2 separate regions of the Homo sapiens genome follow, and region 1 is linked to region 2. Evidence: read pairs that join two places in POLR2A ChIA-PET (ENCODE). Cell type or tissue: MCF 10A. All regions are shown on one strand. Links, peaks and the distances in the headings refer to the core of each region. The heading gives the core; the rest is flanking DNA.

Region 1 (5,352 bases), core at 125-5,124, 150 kb before region 2:
TGAGGACCATGTACTAAGCCACCCTCCACATGGTAAAACAGGGCTGTGCTTACTTCAGCAGCACATGTACTATAATTGGACCAACACAGAGATGATGAGCATGGCCCCTGTCCAAGGATGACATGCAAATGTGTGAAGTGTTCCCCCAAAAAAACCAGAAAACAGAGCTGATCACAACCTCCAGATCTACCTATGGGGCATCTTTCTCTCCAGACTTCTCTCTCCCTGCTTCCCCTGCAAACCTGCATCCTAGCCACGAATTACATGCTATTCCCTGATGGCACAAAAACTGTTCTGTACCTCCCTACTTTGGCACGTGGTGAACCCTCTGCCTGGAACATCCTCCCTGCTCCATCTCGCCCCTTTATCTTCCTGCTCTTCCTTCCAGACCTAACTCCAGGAAGTGTCCCTCTCCAGGAAGCTCCTCTGATCCCCACTGGAAAGGTGTGCCTCCCCTTTGTGCCCTTTGACGTTGCCCCTGTCTCTCATGTTTGACCCATCTCAAGACTTTTGTACCTAGGTTATCTGCTTCTCCTAGACAACATGACCCTACCAAGGGACAAGGGTAAGAGCACGGGCTGTGCAGGCAATAGCACACCTGGCAGTCCTGCCTCCAGAGTTACTGGCTTTATGACCTTGTGCAGTTTCACTTCCTTCCCCTCTCTGAGCCTCAATTTTCTCATCTGTAAAATGGGGATGCAAATACCTGCCTTTTAGGATTGTTTTGTGCATCAGAAAAAATGTAAAGCTTTTGACTTAGCATCAAAGCTGACTCACAGGCACTCAGTGTCTTGTTAACTCTTAGTATTCACCTGAGCATCCTCAGTGGTTAGCATAGAACCCAGTGGTCCTCAGTTTTTTAAACAAATGAGTGGAACAGACAGATGGGTGCTGCTGGAATTCAGGGAAGGGAGTGAGGGGGCAGTGTTGATTTAAATAAAAGTAGCTTCATAGAGGGGATGGGATGTGAGCTGGACCAGAATCTAGAAAAGCAGAGAGGAAAATGGAAAGGCCTTCCTGGGTAGGGTGGGGCAGTGAACAGAATGAGAGCAAAGGCACAGAGACAAGTCTGAACATAAGTGAGACTGAACGAGCTAGAAGGAATGTGAAGTCCAGAGTAGACAATGATGACAACCATTTTATTAAAAAAAAATAGTGTCTACTATGTGTTAGCTGCTGTGCTACTAACAGGCACTGGTTTTTGCCAGTGATCTATAAGACAAGGCATGGCCATCCTCTCCTGGGCTTCCAGCCTAGTGGGGAGGGCTAGCTGGTCAACAGACAGTGTGGTGAGAGCAGGTGCAGAGTGATATCACAGCACAGAGAAGCAACCCATCCAGGCATGGGGACCAGAGAGGAACATTACTGATGGAAGTCTAAACTAGGACCTAAAAGATCAATGGGAACCAGCTGGCCAACATGGTGGAACCCCATCTCTACTAAAAATACAAAAATTAGCCAGGTGTGGTGGGGCATGCCTATAATCCCAGCTTCTTGGGAGGCTGAGGCACTGTACTCCAGCCTGGGCGACAGAGCAAGACTCTGTCTCAAAAAAAAAAAAAAAAAAAAAAAAAAAAAAAAAAGATGAATGATAGTTTACCAGAAAAGAGGAGGAGGATGAATGTTCAGTGGGGAGTGAAGATGTGTGCTGAAGCCTGGAGGTGAGAGTTACGGAGGGTGGAGGGGGAGAGAGAAGCCTGAGCCATTAGCAGGGGCAGAGTCTAAAGGGCTCTGCAAACCACTTGAAAGTCCTTGGCCTTCATCCTGAAGGCAGTGCTGAGGGGCTTGCGCAGAGAGTTGGGCTGGTTTTGAGTTTACTGTGTGCCAGTCCTATGCCAGGCTCTTGGCATGTCTTACATCAGAGTTACCCACACGGTAAGTCTGTGAAGGAGGTGTGATGCTCATCTTACAGAGAAGGCAACCAAGGCCTAGAGAGGTTAGAGAACTTGTCTAAGGTCACATGGCCAGTAGGTGACAACCTGGGCTTGGAACCCAAGTCTGACTCTGAAGCTTGGGCTCTGAAGGTGTGCACCACACTGCCAGACTCATCAGGGCGTGTGGCTGGTCAGTGCAATGCCAGGACAGCGAAGACACTAGTCTGCCTGCACCAGAGGGCTAGCCTCAGGATATCAGGAAATCTTTCTGGAAAGGTAGGTAGCAGTCAGAATGGGAATGGCGCTGAATGCCAGGGCTAAGCAAGATGGGATTTACCCTGAGATATTGATGAGCAATTAAAGGTTTCAGAACAAGGAAAGGACAAAATGACAGTAAGACCTAGGCATTCCCAAAGCAAAGTTACAGGCTCATGTCTGAGAAATCCAAAGTAGTCCTTTCTGCCAGGCCATCTTCCAGAGGTTTCCCAGAAGCAACCTAGGTTGTTTTTTTTTTTTTTTTTTTTTTTTTTTCGTTTTTTGACAGGGTCTCACTCTGTCACCCAGGCTGGAGTGCAGTGGTGCGATCATGGCTCACTGCAGCCTCCAATTCATGGGCTCGAGGGACCCTCCTACCTTAGCCTCCCAAGTAGCTGGGACTACAGGTGCACACCACCATGCCCAGTTAATTTTTTTAAATTTTACTTTTTGTAGAGACCAAGTCTTGTGATATTGCCCAGACTGGTCTTGAACTCCTGGCCTCAAGAGATCCTCCCACTTCTGACTCCTAAAGTACTGGGATGTGCCTTCCGAAATGCATATGCCACTGTGCCTGGCCAGCAACCTGGATTGTAATGCTGGCTTCTGTCTCCTTAACTTGCTTTTACCAAACCAAACCTTCTCTTTTTGTTAGGCTGTGCAACCACAGTGCTGGTGACAGGGGCAGGAGTTGGCGAGATGGTGCTGCAGATGCTGGTTGGTTCGGTATGTGGGGACCTGTAAGGGAGAGGGGAGCATTTGGGGAGCACTCCTCTGACAGGTGAGAAGATGCAGATAGCCACCTTCTGAACTCAAACTGTCCCTTTCCTGAGTCTCCAGCAAAGCCAGCAGGGCCCCCTGTGCCGTTGTTACCTGTTTCCGTTTCCAAGCCAGCCCTGAGAGCTGAGCCTCCATATGTGGGATCTGGAGATGTAAACGGATGCATGGAAAAGTCCAAAGCAAACACAAGCCATGTCTGGGAGCAGGGCCAGAGGGGGCCCGTGGGAATGCTGTTTAGCTCTCAGAGCCTGAGATGGGTTGGAACTGCAGTCAGAGTTCTTTTTCCATCCCTTCGGAACCCACCACTCCCTACCCCACCTCTCACAGCCTCTGGCCACCCTGCAGAGGGCCCAGCTTCCTGCTCAACTCCTGCCCTGACCGAGAGGGCCAACTCTTCCAGTTCTATTCAAATCCACCCATGTTTCATTTATTCACCAGGAAAAAAAAAAAAACAACCTAACATCTACTTTTTATTGAATACTATAATGTAGATATTATTCCCCTTTTTACAACAGAGGACACGGAAACTCAGATGAATTTAGCAACTTACCCTAGGTCAGTCACACTTCCAGAAACTGACAGAGAGGACCTCACATCTAGATCTTCCGGCCTCCAAAATCTCCCTCATTGTGACTCCATTCTCCTTTCCTCCTCTTTTGCCCTGCTGGAGGGAGGGGAAGAGCTGCATCTCACCATACCCTCCTCATTGAAATGATGTGACATCTGGGACTTGCTTTAGTGTAACCTAGTGCAGAAAAGAAGTGCAAGGCCACCAATGAAACCGGTGCTGACTGCTAAAGTTGAGTGTTGGGTTCATTGGAGCTCCATATACTACTTTAACATGTTTTAAATTCTCATAATAAAAGAGTAAAACAATATATCCTCTGCAAAGTTCTGGTTAGGGCTTATGGGTATAGAAACACCTAGTATGACTGGAGCTTCAGTGATGATAGAGATCGTCAGAAGGTTCCAGAACACAGAGCTGCAAGGGACTGCAGGGGGTCACCAGGTCCAGTCCCTGCCTTAGAGCAGGACTTCGGCCTTCTCCAGACACATCAACTTGAAACAAGGCCAAGGCCTCCCTCCTCCCCGTGATTCCATCTCTTGGTGTGACGGGCCTCAACTTAGCTGAAAAACCAGCCAAGGATGGAGAAGGCTGCTTCCTCCGATACACCTTCCACGTGAAGTTTTAATTGTCTGTCTCTCTGTGTTTTCCCCTTTGGCAGATATTCCAGGCTCAGGGCAGCTATAGTTTCCTGGTCTGTGGCGTGATCTTTGGTTGTCTGGCTTTTACCTTCTATATCTTGCTCCTGTTTTTCCACAGGATGCACCCTGGACTCCCATCAGGTAAGGAAAGTATCTGTTTCTACACAAGAGGAGGAAAACAGAGCCGGGGTCGGGGAGCGGGGGAGCAGGAGATGCTATGGATCTTAACGTGCCAGAAACGCTGCTCTGTTCCAAGTAAAATGCAAGGAAATGTTTATTTTTCTACAGCTTCCTTTTCCTCTCTTCCTGCTTTCCATACGATTGTCTGCGCTGGACTCTTAAGATAGGCGAGAGCTGGGTCGGCTGACTCATGGTTTCTCCATTAGCAGAGGGGTATGGATTGTGAACTTGGCTTCCTGCATCCCACCATGTCATGGGACCATGAGCCAAGAATCTCTTTCCAGCCTGTTCAGGGAACTGAAAGGCAGAGCCCGACTCCTTGGCTGGAACTCAGCCCAACGGCCTAATTGGCCATCTCTTTGCAGTTCAGGATTTTGATTCTAGTCCAAATCTTTTTTTCAAAAAGAAGTCCTTCAGGCCAAGTAGCAAAGAAAGTCTCCTTCAGGGCACAGACACCTCCTAAGAATAGTCTCCCTTCTAGAGACCCCAGGCAGGGGGAGTCCCAAAGCAATTTTCATAACCCTGAGCCCTTACCTGCCCTTTTGCCCACTGCTTTCAAAGTGCCCAGGGACTGCATCGGCTGTGTGCAAAGCCAGTTCTTAAGAGAAGGTGCCCAGGCGGAGACTCTGTCCTCCCTATAAAAAGCAAAATCATCACAAAAAGACTAAAGGAACAGGCATTCACCATCCGCTCTCAGTGGGTGAACATATCTACGCTCTAAACGCTCAGTACAAAGGCCCAGAAGGAAAGGTGGCCCCCAAAACAGCACTAACTATAGCCTCACTTCTGAGACAGCAGTACTGGTTGCACACACACAGGAGTTTCATTTAAGACCTACATTCAATTAATATTTGCTGAACATTAAATGAATAACACTTAATGGGCTCCTTATTCATGGGAGACAGACACATTCCCCAAGCCCTAGACAGCAGTCTCAGGAAACTGCCTCCACCAACTGTTCGCCAGAACTAGGGGGTCTGACTTTTCACTTTGCTCCCTCTAGAGCCACAGAATGGCAGAGAAACAAACAGCCTGGGTAAGCTCTCAGAATGAATCA
Region 2 (7,972 bases), core at 1,549-6,548:
GATAAAGAAAAATACTTGTTACAGGGTTGTAATAAGGATAAAACAAAGTGAAAACCTCTAGCACAGTTCCTGACTGCATTTTTTCTCAATGTTTGTTGAAAATGAAAACATTTTAAACATTTAAAATGAAAATTTTAAACACTGTAATTTTCAGGTAATTAATTACATGTATGTTGAGCAAAAGTGAATACTTTTCTTATAAAAGTAACTTTCCGGCCGGGCGCGGTAGTTCACGCCTGTAATCCCAGCACTTTGGGAGGCTGAAGTGGGTGGATCGCCTGAGGTCAAGAGTTCGAGACCAGCCTGGCCAACATGGTGAAACCCTGTCCCTACTAAAAATACAAAAGTTAGCTGGGTGTGGTAGTGGGCACCTGTAATTCCAGCTACTCTGAGGCTGAGGCAGGAGAATCACTTGAACCCGGGAGGTGGAGGTTGCAATGAGCCGAGATTGCACCATTGCACTCCCGCCTGGGCAACAAGAGGGAAATCCCATCTCAAATAAATAAATAACTCCCCCATTATTCAGGCATTGTAAATTATGTATCTTTGATGGCATGTCTTTGAAGGAATTATGTCTTTTTAGAGGAAACTGACAGGTAATTTTAAAAAGTATAGATCCAAGGTTAATAAACTCACTTCTCTCTCTCTCTCTCTCACACACACACACACACACACACACACACACACACTAGAGAATAAGAGAATGAGCCAGTCTCATCTACAACCATATTAAACTTGTGTCTTCATGTGCACATTTGGTAACACATTTTGAACTACCTTGAATTTTCAAGTTTCTAGTTTTTCTCTTTAGCTGAGGACTTCTTGAAACCAATTGTTTTGGGGGAGAGAATATTTTTAGAATCCAGGCATGGCCCAAACAATTCTCTTTGAAAAGAAAGCAAACTGGAATCCTGGGAAAGCCGTTAATTCTCAACACTACTTATAAACATGACAAACAATAAAATAAATTCTATAACAACTTGTAAGAGCTTATGTTTTCACATCTAAATTTTCAATGGTAAGGTTCCTTACAATCTCAAGTGTTAAACAAAAGGTATCAAGCACACTTAGGTTACAAGGAGAAGCAAAAAGATTGGTTTGAGCAACCTGGATCACTTTCAATAAGGGAGGAGGATCTCTGGAGAGTGTAACAGCTGAATTTCAAGAAATCTGGTTTCTAGTTTGGGCAAGTCAGTAAATCTGAGCTTTCTTTCTCACCTCTTACAAGTAATGGCATTTTCCTTCCTTCCTCACAAAGTTGACTCATGAAAGCACTTAAAAAAGTTAAAAATGTTACATACTATGTTCTTTAATCAGCACTAATAACATTAATATTGATCGGGCAGAAGGTACAGCGATCATGCGGGTGGGGACCAGAATTGGGAATTGGGAATTGGGAAATCTAGGTTCTCAGCCCAACATTTGCACCTGCTAGTTCGTGATGCAAGGCACCTCACTTATCCAGGTCCCCATTAAACTAGGTTTAATAAAGTGAGTTTGCCTAAACCTCTTCCTAGCTCCAAGGCTAATTTTAAGCTATTAATTTGAATCCAAGGCCTAAAATATTTGAGCTCTCATTTAACAGTCGGCCACTGCAAAGGGTAAAGACAGCAATCTTGTATGAACAAAGTTAAACATAACGTGCTAGACACAGGTCTTTGCAAAACCATGCAGTAGCCAATAGGTCCACCATACCACCCTTCATTTGGAAATTGATGCTAAGGTGCCATAGGTACATTTCCAAATGCTCTTAAAATGTTTAGGTTCATATTAAAATAAAAATGGATATTTATGGTACAATGAGAACCAGAAAAACTGCAAAATTATACACAGGCCTAAGGGCAGAAATACCCCAAAAGACGACACAGTGACAATATTTTCCAACTTGTGCTTTTTTGTTTTTAAAACAAGGCTGATGATTCTGAAATCAGGTCAATGTCTATCACTTTTTTCGTTGATGTTAAATGCACTAAGGGAATATAGATTCTTCAATTATACTTTGAAACAACATCATTTCCCTAAGTCAGGACTTTTTTATTGCAAAATTTAACAAACCACCAAACTCAAGTTTAATTATTTCTGCTTTATTATTGGTCATGAATAAAGACTTCTTTTAAAAAATAATTACAAAGAATTTATGACTAAAATATACTCCGTAACCAACTTGCTCTGAAATTAATAATTTGAAAATGGCAAAGAAAAAAAAAAACAGCCCACAACATATTAACTTCACTCTTCAATTAGGGGAAATAAACAAGGTCAAAATTAGTTTAAACAACATACTGAGTAATAAAAAAGTTGTGCAGAAGTCCCAATGCCTCCAAAAAACTGATAGAATGTGCTTAATATATATATCCCCACATGGTAACATAAAAAATCCAAGTTTTCCAGTAAAAATGTTCTGTTCATGTTCCAATACCTAAATCTGGGAAAACAAATTCAGGCAGATGAGATAAGAACGTCACCACAATAAAATAAAGTCATCAAAACTTAGTGAACTAAAATTTAAAAGGTAGAGGAATTATTTTTCCTAATTTGACCTAATTTGACCACACAGTAATTACTTCCAGAAGACAAAAGATCCAATCCAGGTAAAATAAATCTTTATTTTATTATTTTACCTGATCCTAAAGAAAATATTCTACGTGAGTTGATGGATACATTGGTCAAGTTTTATGCCAAAAAAATTACGCAAACTATACTCTGAAAGAGCTATCCAGACTCCTTGCCAAAAGGCCAGCATAACTTTCAGAGTAGAGATCGTGAGTTACCACAGATGCTGATTGAAACAGAGCTAACAGCAGCTTTCTCCTCATTCCCACCCCGTGTGTAGGAGTACGCAGTCTCATACCACCACCAGTTGGAGGATGATCTAGTCTGGAGACAGAACGGTGTAGAACAAAACCCTTGCCAGGGTCCCAAACCTCTCTTTAGAACTCTAATTAAAGGTACTTCCGTTTCCCACACAACTTGGAATGAAGGGGAAGCAACGACTGTTAAAACATTTAAAAACTAAGCCTTTATCTATTTATTTAGAAAACACACTATGCAAAGAAGCCAATTCCTTACATTAAAAATATTTATTTGCAACAGCTCTCCTTTTTAAGGCCTCAACAGATTGGACTAAACCACACCCCTCCATAAATGGCACATTCCATACAATAGCCTGGAGAATGGCATAGGACGATTCCACCGACAGCTGGGGGAATAGCAAACTTGTTGAAATTCCGAGAATGAAGTCTGATGGTTACCCGAACCTAGCCCTTTTATTACTAAAGTCACTCGGGGACAAGAGGGTTACAAAAATATCCCGAGACGCGTACGCGGGTGAGAGTGGAACGAGAACCACACGGGATTTGGGCCGTGCTGTTAACCCGCACCTCCCTGAGTACGGACATTTCCCCGAGGAAGGACATTTCTAGTCGGAGAGAAAGAGCGAACTTTGGGGTTAACTCTCTCAAAACTCTGAGGTGGGGAGAGAGGCAGCAGCCCATTATTTTCCAGGATCCAGTCCCGAACTCTCACTTTTGCCCGGGGGGAAAAAAACGGGTCCCGCCCACGCTCGGCCCGATCCGGGAGGCGGGGCCTGCAGCGACCCCGAAGGACAGAGGCGGGGCCGGTTGGCAGTGCTGCCCCTCCCCCTTTGCCAGGAACACCCCCGTCCGCTACAGAGAGGGCTCAGGGCCCCCACCCCCGCGCCAGTCGCTGGGGGAAGGGGCAATACGGGTGCCTCCGCCCCTCCTCGCTGAAGGTGGGGAGTGGAGCTCGAGTCCGCCCGCCTCCCCGCGCTGGCTCCAAGGGGACGGCCCCGAGGAGGTGGGGCCTCTTGGGGGCGCTGACTTCACACCCCTCCCCCTCCGGCCGCTGGCGGCTCAGGGACACCCCGCCCGCTCTAGTGCGGTGGGTGGGGGAGGCAGCTGAGCAGACCGGAGCCCTGCAGCGGCGCGGGGCGGGGAGGGGCGCGCGCACGGGCGCGCAGCCACCACCCCCGCGCGCCAGCAGGGCCCCCCACGCTCAAGGGTGCGCGCGGGCCCCGAAAGGGAGGAGGCCGCGCGCGGCACCGGGGATGGCGGACTCTAGCCTTCTGTCCCCCACTCTTTTCACCACTCGCCCCCATCCCCCTCCAACCCGCTCCAGGCCTCAGACTCCGCACTGACCTGACAGGCCGCGACATGTTCGCTGTCGAAACAGGACCGAGTCGAGAAGCCAAAGACCAGGACCCCCCCCACCCCGCGCGCTCGGCGCCCCACCCCCCCCGAACTTCAGCCGATGGGACCGCTGCTGCCGAACCCCGAGCTGCTGGCTTCTCAAACTCCGCTGCTCTTTGGTTCAGGGCTCCTGGAACAGACGAGCCCCCCGCTCCCCCGTCTCTTCAAAATGGATGAATCAAACCAGCCGAAAATGCGCCAAAGCCGCCGTGCAACCAAACCCACTAGGGTTTGTGCGCTCCTCCCCAACACGCCTGCTCATTGGAGACTTCTGCCAGATGCGCCCAGATCATTAGTCCGTTTGAATCATCACGTCTTCCAGGCCCCGCCCTGCTCTCTGATAGGCTCCACCTTCACCGTGGGGGTCCTGTTAGTCAAGATGCTCTGAGAGCGCACGGCCGCAAAACAAAAATGGTCGCTGCTTAGCCCGCCCCCTGGTTTCCACTCCAGAGTTGCAGATTCGTCTGGGGTCGTATCTTAGAAAGACTAGAAAAAAAGATTTATGTAGGGTTCAGCGTTGCTCAGTGTTAGTTTAATGGTGTTTCATCTCGTCTGCCTTGATCACCTTGAAAATCCTCTAATAGCAAAACCCGTGGGAGAGGCAGCAGATTCGTCACTGCGGGGCTGCTACAGAATTGGAGGGAAATTCCTTAGGTTCAAAAAATTTGACCTTAAACCTACAAGCCCCTTACCCTGGCTTCGGCATTAACCCTCAGGGACCAAATGAGGCTGCTGGAGTAGAGAGGCAGGATCATAATCAAGGAATATCTTCACCCCCAATTACCATTCTCCATTCTGGACCTTGAGATCCACTTCAGGGTCATTAAAGTCCCAGTCTGGTGCATTACTATTTTAAGAAAAGAGTCAGGTGTACAATAACTAAGAGCATGAGCTCAGGGGCCACAAGGTATTTCAGGTGGAATCCCAGGTCCACTACTTAATGGTGGTATAACTTTCCTTCTCTGTGCCTCAGTTTTCTCATCTGTAAAATGGGAAACAAGGGTACCTAACTGCATAGGCTTATTAGTATTAAATGAGTTGATATATCTATCAAAAGTCTTTAGGATAGTCTCTGGCTCACAGTAAGTGCTACGTAAGTGTTAAATCCAAGTTTTAAAAGATGATTCCGTCCCTGGGTAGAGATGGGTGGAGCTGGCTCAAGACCCTATGAATTCTATTGATTTACCCTTGCACTTTGAAAAACAAAACAAAGACTCTTCGAAGTCATATAACTGAAAGTAACGCACATCATTTCACTTAAATCCGTGAGCATTTGTTGGATGCCTAATACTCTCAAAGGCAGAGCTCAGGATTCCTATGTGAATGGCTAAGGCTGAGTCTGCTATCGAAAATAGACGTCAATCCCTGTCACAGTCAAAGCGATCATTTTTGTTTGGTGGCTGTGCGCTCTCAGAGCATCTTGACTAACAGGACCCCACGGTGAAGGTGGGGCCTATCAGAGAGTAGGGTGGGGCCTGGAAGACGTGATGATTCAAACGGACTAATGATCTGGGCGCATCTGGCAGAAGTCTCCAATGAGCAGTCAGTTAACAACCAATTGAAGATACACTTTCCAAACAACAACAACAAAAAACACACCACATCTGCCTCCTGAAAGTCTCCCTTTGTAAAATCTGGCTTCCCAAAAAGAAGAGAATAGCACAGTCCACCAGTGAAGCATTAAACAAATTAATATCTTTTGTCTCTTCCATGTCATTCCACCCTCTGTCCCTCTTATTTTTATTTTTAATTTTTATTTTTTCGAGACGGAGTCTCACTCACTATGCTCCCCAGGCTGGATTGCAGTGGCACGATCTCTGCACACTGAAACTTCCACCACCCGGGTTCAAGCGATTCTCCTGCCTCAGCCTCCCAAGTAGCTGGGATTACAGGCGTGCTCCACCATGCCCAGCTAATTTTGGTATTTTATTGTGGAGATGGGGTTTCACCATGTTGGCCAGGCTGGTCTTGAACTCTTGACCTCAAGTGATCTGCCTGCCTTGGCCTCCCAAAGTGCTGGCATTACAGGAGTGAGCCACCGCACCCGTCCCCCGCAATTTTTTTAAATTGTGGTTAAAAAAAAAATACATAACATAAATGTACCACTTTAACTGTCTCTAAGTGTACAGTTAAGTGGCGTTAAGTACATTCACATTGTTATGCAACCATCACCACGATTCAACACCAGAACTTTCTCATTTTCCCAAACTGAAACTCTGTGCCCATTAAACACTAACTCCCCACTTTCCCCCTTCCCCATAGCCGCTGGCAACCACCATTTTACTTTCTGTCTGTATGAACCTGACTGCTCTAGGAATCTCATGTTAGTGTAATCATACAGTATTTGTCCTTTTGTGACTGGCTTATTTCACTTAGCATAATGGCATCCAGGTTTATCCATGTTGTAGCAAGTGTCAAAATTTCCTTTCTCTTAAAGGCCAAATAATATTCCACTGTATGTATATGCCACATTTTGTTTATCCACTCATCCATCAATGGACACTTGGGTTGCTTCCACCTTATGGCTATTGTGAATGATGTTGCTGGGCAAGTGGGAGTACAAATATGTTTGAGTACCTGCTTTCCTTTCTGGATATATACCCAGAAATGGAATTGCTAGATCATACAGCTATTCTGTTTAATTTTTTGAAGAATTGCCGTATGGATTCTCCATCAGCTGTATCATTTTACACTCCTACCAGCAATGTGCAAGTGTTCCAATTTCCCCATGTCCTTGCCAACAGTAAGTTTTTTACAATAGCCATCCTAATGAGTGTCCATATACGGTTTTTTTTTTTTTTTTTGAAACGGAGTCTCGCTCTGTTGCCCAGGCTGGAGTGCAGTGGTGCGATCTCTGCTCACTGCAAACTCCGCCTCCCAGGTTCACGCCATTCTCCTGCCTCAGCCTCCCAAGTAGCTGAGACTACAGATGCCCGCCACCACGCCTGGCTAATTTTTGTATTTTTAGTACAGACGGAGTTTCATTACGTTGGCCAGGCTGGTCTCAAACTCCTGACCTCAGGTGATCCACCCGCCTCGGCCTCCCAAAGTGCTGGGATTACAGGCATGAGCCACCACGCCCAGCCTTTTTTTTTTTTTTAGATAGAGTCTAGCCCTGTCACCTGGTCTGGCTCACTGCAGCCTCTACCTCCCGGGTTCAAGCAATTCTCCTGCCTTAGCCTCAGAGTAGCTGGGATTACAGGCATGCGCCACCACACCTGGCTTTTTGTATTTTTAGTAGAGACGGGGTTTCACTATGTTTGCCAGGCTGGTCTCGAACTCCTGACCTCAAGTGATCCACCCACCTCAGCCTCCCAAAGTGCTGGGATTACAGGCGTGAGCCACCGCGCCCGGCTCCATATATGTTTTGACTAAGTGTATTACCATCCCCACTATTGTCAGAATGCCAGGGCAGAAACTTGGGTGGCAGAGTGATCACCAAGTGGCTTTGGTGGAGGCTCTTTTATTAGGCCAAATTGTTATTATTTTAGTAAACATCATTATTTGGTATTGTGAGATGGGGCAGAGGAATTCTTGTTACTCATTTATTAGGTAGTGAACAGAAATGACCATAGTCAACATTTGCAGGCAGGTGGAAAGTTCAGAATAGGTCTTCAGGTTGTTGGCCTGATAGTGTAGTGCAAGGCCAGTATACAAATGGCCACTGAGTGAAGACTCTCCTCCTTCCAAGTTCAGCCTCATATCCTACCTTTCTCTTCACTGCAGCTTCAGCTAACATCTTCCTTCCATTTGCTCATTTATTC

The links. ChIA-PET counts read pairs that join two places held together with the same protein. Peaks named below come from ENCODE experiments on the same cell type or tissue, not always from the same donor. Only the 100,000 strongest peaks of a DNase experiment are listed, where the experiment ranks them.
Region 1: POLR2A ChIA-PET joins it to region 2 with 5 read pairs; 9 of 35 experiments call an interaction of 5 or more read pairs at or near these places.

What each region holds. Positions count from the first base shown.
Region 1 is chr1:205,594,996-205,600,347 of GRCh38, forward strand. It overlaps SLC60A1 (solute carrier family 60 member 1), which reads left to right. Exons shown (of 10, transcript NM_181644.5): 8 at 2,785-2,855; 9 at 4,136-4,256. It also overlaps the pseudogene RNU6-418P. Among named protein-coding and RNA genes, the nearest start is that of SLC60A1-AS1, 28 kb to the left of the region's middle. RefSeq lists an enhancer at 4,970-5,352. In MCF 10A, for the core only: no CTCF peak of the experiment used is centred there; no DNase peak of the experiment used is centred there.
Region 2 is chr1:205,745,800-205,753,771 of GRCh38, forward strand. It overlaps NUCKS1 (nuclear casein kinase and cyclin dependent kinase substrate 1), which reads right to left and starts at 4,383. Exons shown (of 7, transcript NM_022731.5): 1 at 4,158-4,383. The coding sequence starts at 4,174. RefSeq lists a silencer at 3,557-4,156 and an enhancer at 4,577-4,826. In MCF 10A, for the core only: no CTCF peak of the experiment used is centred there; DNase peaks (open chromatin) are centred at 2,752, 3,192, 3,752 and 4,502.